Regions from separate parts of the Homo sapiens genome. Here region 2 is linked to region 1. A link is a contact called in ENCODE Hi-C data. All regions are on one chromosome and are shown on one strand. The core of a region is the stretch at or near the end of the contact, and the rest is flanking DNA. Distances in the headings are between cores, read along the strand shown. Region 1 overlaps TJP2 (tight junction protein 2). Region 2 holds the start of BANCR (BRAF-activated non-protein coding RNA).

Region 1 (3,103 bases), core at 51-2,550:
GGTGGCACATGCCTGTAGTCCCAGCTACTCAGGAGGCTGAGGCAGGAGAATCACTTGAACCTAGGAGGCAGGGGTTGCAGTGAGCCAGCACCACTGCACTCCAGCCTGGCAACAGAGCAAGACTCCATCTCAAAAAAAAAAAAAACAAACAAATCCATTTACTTCTTTTTCACTGTATGTTGAAATGAAACTACCAACACATCTACTTTGAAGTTAAAGGTATACTTTAAAAATATAATTTTAGGCAGACATAAGAAAGAACGAAATATGTCCTTTGCAGCAACACGAATGTACCTGGAGGCCATTATCCTAAGCAAATTAATGCTGAAACAGAAAACCAAATACTGCATGTTCTCACTTAGAAGTGGGAGCTAAACATTGGGTACACACAGACACAAGGACAGGAACAGTAAACACTGGGAATTCCAAAAGTACGGAGGGAGGGAGAGGAGCAAAGTTTGAAAAACTACTTCTTGGGTACTGTGTTCGGTACTTGAGTGACAGGATCATTAGAAGCCCAAACCTCAGCATCAGACAATACACATATATAACAAACCTGCACATGTACTCCTGAATCTAAAATAAAAATAAAATTAAAAAGGATTGGCTAGCACTGGGAAGAGCAGTCTTTTCCCGCCCAGCTAGAAAGTTGTGGTTTTTTTTTTTTGTTTTTTAGAGACTTCTCCATTTGCCCAATTTAAAGTGCAAAAGCTGCCTTGGCTTGTTGAAGCCTTGACCTCACAGGCTCAGGTGATTCTCCCACCTCAGCCTCCCAAGTATCTGGGACTATGGATGTGCACCACCATGACCAGCTATTTTTTTCTATTTCTAGTAAAGACAGGGTTTTGCCATGTTGTCCAGGCTGGTCTTGAGCTGCTGGACTCAAGCAATCTGCCTGCATTGGCCTCCCAAAGTGCTGGGATTATAGACATGAGCCATGAGCCTAGGCAGAAGGTTTTTTTTTTTTTAATATGTCAAAACATCACAATATACAGAAGAATTAAAAATATTTACAGTACAGGCCAGGCACAATGGCTGTCTGTTGTAATCCCAGTGCTTTGGGAGGTTGAGACAGGAGGCTCATTTGAGCCCAGAAATTTGAGGCTGTAGTGAGTAGTGATCACACCGCTGCACTCCAGCCTAGCAACAGATCAAAACTCTGTCTCTTAAAAAACAAATACAATAAGGAAATCTGAAAATTAAAAAATACAGTTTTAGTACAGGTTCAGTTTTTACTGAAGTTGTTCCAGCTCGGGCCAGCATGATGCAAAGAGGTACAACTGGTGCTTCAAACAGTACGTCCCTATTTGGACTGAAGACATTGTTTCCTATCCCGGCCAGCTTCTAGTGATAACTCCAGTCTGCACTATCAATCTTTTCCAGCCTCTACAGGCTGTTTCTTTCAGATAAGGAATTTCCCTTTATAAACCTGTCAGCTGACAATGACTATGCTTTGTTTTGTTTCTCATTTGTTTCTGTAAGCCCATCTGTTCCTGAACAGTCTCTGGTTATTGATTTGACCTTTATTTTATTGAGTGCTTGTAATAAATCCTGAAAGCCACTTATTGAAGGATTTTTAATATTTCTCCTCTCTGATGTACAGGATTCCAAAAGAGGATTTGGAATTGCAGTGTCCGGAGGCAGAGACAACCCCCACTTTGAAAATGGAGAAACGTCAATTGTCATTTCTGATGTGCTCCCGGGTGGGCCTGCTGATGGGCTGCTCCAGTGAGTGTCCTCCCTCGCTCCGCAGCCCCTACCAGCCCTACTGGTTGGCCCTAGACGGGGTATTTTGGTTGGTGTCCACTTTATTTAAAAAAAAGAAAAAAATAACAAACTTTTATATAATATTTGAAAAGTCTTCAAGCTGGAATGGAAGCCATAACACACCATGTTTGAATAATGCCCAAACCTTGGGAACACCCCAGCTTTGGAGCGAGGAGGGCAGTTGTTTCCGTAAGAAGATAGTTCCAAACATCCCTCCTAGGTTTAGGAATCATTTCTGAACATGGAGTTTTAAATTGGCATGCTTCTCAACCCCGATGCTTAACCAACACTGTTTATGTTTGTTTTAATTTATATTCTTTAAGAATTTAATGAGGAGACTTTGGTTTATTGATTATCTTATTTGTAAGAGTGATGTGGAAGTTGGGACAATTTACTATAGGAAAACCACAAGTTTTCCAACTGCCAGCTTTCTGACCTGAAGAAGTAACACCATTTTATTTTAATTTTTAATAAATTTTTTCTTTTCTTTTTTTTTTTTTTTTTCAGACAGAGTCTTGCTCTGTCACCCAGTCTGGATTGCAGTGGTGCGATCTCAGCTCACTGCAACCATCACCTTCCGAGTTCAAGCAATTCTCTTCTGCCTCAGCCACCTGAGTAGCTGGGATTACAGGTGCCTGCCACCACTCCCAGCTAATTTTTGTATTTTTAGTAGAGACGGGTTTTCGCCATGTTGGCTAGGCTGGTGTCAAACTCCTGACCTGAAGTGATCTGCCCACCTCGGCCTCCCAAAGTGCTGGGATTACAGGCATGAGCCACCATACCCAGCTGGTAACACCATTTTACATGATACATGCCTGATTCCCACAGGATAACTTCTCAGGACGAAGTCTAAAGTTAACTGTATGGCTGCATTGGATAAATAGCTCAAAAGTTTAGGTTTTGTTGGTGTTTAAAGCCTCTGTGAACTAAGCACAGTGGCTCACGCCTATAATCCTGCACTTTGGGAGGCTGAGGTGGCAGGAACGCTTGAGGCCAGGTGTTCAAGATCAGCCTGGGCAACCTAGTGAGACCCTGTTGGGATGGCATGTACCTACTCGGGTCCCAGCTACTTGGGAGGCTAAGGTGAGAGAATCCTTTGAGCTCGGGAAGTTGAGGTTGCGGTGAGCTATCATCAGTCACACTACTGCAGTCCTTCCTGGGTGAGAGAGGGAAACCATGCCTCTTAAAAAATAAAATTATAGTTAAGAAAGTCTCTATAGTTTTATCAAAGTTAGTAGTCTTTCATATGGAGAAATGCAAAATTTTAAAGTAATATTTGGGATGAACTGGAACAATAGGATTCTGTGATCTCAAAATTTCTTAAGAATCCAAGGCA
Region 2 (2,781 bases), core at 206-2,705, 91 kb after region 1:
CAATATTTCTGGGTTTTGAACTTTACCAAAGGTAACCTCCTAGGTGCTCAGAAAAGGAAAATTCCAGACAGTTTGTGGATGGGAAGAGAATCAACAAATGGTAAAGGTCACACAGATATCAAACCAGAAAGAACTCATCCCCTAAGCCAGGAATTGAACCCTGGACTCAGGCTGTCATTGTGAAAAGACAAAGCCTTAGTCACTAAGCTACAGCATTGGGCAGTTTCCATTGCTCTTCCTAGAAGAAGTCTAGAGCTTGCAAAGGCTTTTAACTGCTCAAGATAATTTTTAGGGCTAACTATGACATGAACTCCATGTTTCTTGTCTGCTGGATGATGGAGACCAAGAGAAAATACCACCATGTGGTTAAAAGGTCAAGCTCCCAAGGACATGAAACAAGACGAGAGGGAAACTTCATCCAGCTTTTTCTGTTTCAGGGACCTGCAGCAAAGTTTGTTACTGAGGTCCTAAGCCCATGTTCTATCCTAAGGTACTCCTCTTTATGACAGACCGATACAGAAACACAAATTTATAGCACAAAGTATACCAGGTTTGCTATAGTCGCCACTCCACTCAGCACCCAAAATGGAACTGGCAAGGCTCAAACTTGCTCCTGGATGGACCCTGTCAGCTTTCATCCAACCTCTGACCAAGAGTTTCAACATGATGTTTCTGGGCAAGATGATCGCCCTGAATAACAGAAAAGATAAGAAAGAGAAAGGAGAGAAAGGAAGAAAAGCATTGCCGGTAGCAGGGTGGGGAGGCAAAGAGGTCAGGGAGGCCAGAAAAAGACCCATTGCAGCGACACTGAATCAAAAGTTTAGGTGGCCGCTTGTCAGTTGTGAAGGGATCTTTTCCAGCAGCTCCATCAGCTCTCAAGTTTCCCCTTTTGGGGAGGAAAAGACTCTTATGTGTCATGATCCTGTACATGTCTAATCCTGTTACGCACAGCCATCAGCAAAGAGTGCAAGGCAAATTAATCCAAAGAGAATAATGGTTAACATCCTGTAATGCCAAATCCATTTTTAGCCAAGTGGGACTTTACTGACAGGGGCCTCTAACCCCCTAAATCTTAGGAAGAACTCTAACCTTCCTAAGTTGCGTCTCAAACCCAAGTCCGGTCAACCATCCTTACCTTTTATTAAGAGGGTCCTTTAACCCACACTGTCTTAGGACTGAGACTCTAACTCCTCTAAGTTGGGCCTCTAACCCAATCCCATCTTTACCCGGGTAAAATGTACCCCAACACTTACCCAAAGTTGGCCCATTGGTGCTGCAGTCTATTTCCTTAGGGTCAGGGGTCTCTTCAGTATTGTCCCTTCATGGTCACCAGGAAGATGTTACCAGAAAAGGGTCCCAATCCAGACCCTACAAGAAGGTTCTTGGATCTCACACAAGAAAGAATTACAGTTGAATCCATAAAGTGAAAGCGAGTTTATTAAGAAAGTAAGGGAATAAAGAATGGCTACTCCATAGGCAGAGCAGCAGCATGGGCTGTTCCACTGTTGATACTTATGGTTATTTCTTGATTATGTGTTAAACAAAGGGTGGATTATTCACGAGTTTTCCAGGAAAGGGGTGGGCAATTCCTGGAACTGAGGGTTCCTCCCCCTTTTAGACCATATAGGGTAACTTCCTGACATTGCCATGGCACTTGTAAACTGTCATGGCACTGGTGGGAGTGTCTTTTAGCATGCTAATACATTATAATTAGCGTATAATGAGCAGTGAGGACGGCCAGAGGTCACTTTCATCACCATCTTGGTGTTGGTGGGTTTAGGCTGGCTTCTTTACCTGGTGCTATTTTATCAGCAAGGCCTTTGTGACCTATATCTTGTGCCGACCTTCTATCTCATCCTGTGACTTAGAATGCCTAACCTCCTGGAAATGCAGCCCAGTAGGTCTCAGCCTTATTTTACCCAGTTCTTATTCGAGATGGAGTTGCTCTGGTTCAAACATCTCTGACAGAAAGACTACGGTAGGAAAGGGAATGGAAAAAATTGATGTGCATACTTGCCACTAGGTGAAGTAACAATGTTGGGCTGTCATGTGATTCTGCAGAGTGAGGGTGGTCAGGAGTAAAACAGTGTTCAGGTGGGTGTTTGGGGAAGTTGTAGGCAGCTGGTGATTAGATTTCTCGGAAGACGTGGTCTCCCTTCAGGTAGCCTCACAGACTACAGCGGTACCAACACCTCTTGTGGGGCACCCTAACTTCTCCAGGACATGACCAAACTTGGCATTTCATGGAAGAGAAATACCAGGCCTGCCTCAAGTACTCTCCTTACTGCATTTGCCCCTCTTCAGCTTCCCTGTGAAGCTGGAATGTAACTACTTAAGTACTCAAGAGGCCTTCCACAAGAAACACAAAAGCTTTGCATTCCAGCTCTTGGTTCTCTGCCACATGACTGTCTCTAAGAATTTCTATGTTATTTTTGGAATGGAAAAACCAGACACAGTATGGCTTCTTTGAAAAGACAAGGTGATTGCTCTCCAGAAGGTTTTCAGAAAATAAACACTCTAATGCTTCTGTTCAACAGGCATTTAAAATTCAAGAAGAATGAGGGCATGAGGAAAGAACTGTTTGGACACAGTTAATTCTCTGTATGTGCCTTATATTAGTGGTTGTAGTGGAATTTGGAGCAGAATATAATCAAACACATTAGCACTTATGTGGAAGGAGCAAACAATGAGATGGGCGATATGGCCCACTTTGAGATCTTTTGTTTAAAACAACAACAAAAAAAGAGCCACCTGGCTACTTTTTTAGCTCTGGAATTTTCC

The links. Hi-C counts contacts between places; a loop is a spot of excess contacts on that map. Pooled maps may share reads with other maps.
Region 2: a loop to region 1 is called in a map of cardiac septum, with 2.8 times the contacts of the local background. The contact joins the promoter of BANCR here to the enhancer-like site in region 1. A Hi-C loop is called at or near these places in 3 of 168 maps with a recorded cell type or tissue (cardiac septum, esophagus muscularis mucosa and heart left ventricle) and 2 of 50 pooled maps.

Annotation. Positions count from the first base shown.
Region 1 is chr9:69,214,736-69,217,838 of GRCh38, forward strand. TJP2 (tight junction protein 2) reads left to right here. Exons shown (of 23, transcript NM_004817.4): 3 at 1,604-1,728. Among named protein-coding and RNA genes, the nearest start is that of TJP2, 42 kb to the left of the region's middle. Within about 2 kb of position 1,301, at least 3 of the 41 ENCODE cell types and tissues checked have a DNase peak (open chromatin) inside an H3K27ac peak, as active enhancers do.
Region 2 is chr9:69,305,601-69,308,381 of GRCh38, forward strand. BANCR (BRAF-activated non-protein coding RNA) reads right to left here and starts at 1,456. Exons shown (of 4, transcript NR_047671.2): 1 at 1,254-1,456; 2 at 548-690. RefSeq lists an enhancer at 1,911-2,496 and a silencer at 2,233-2,527.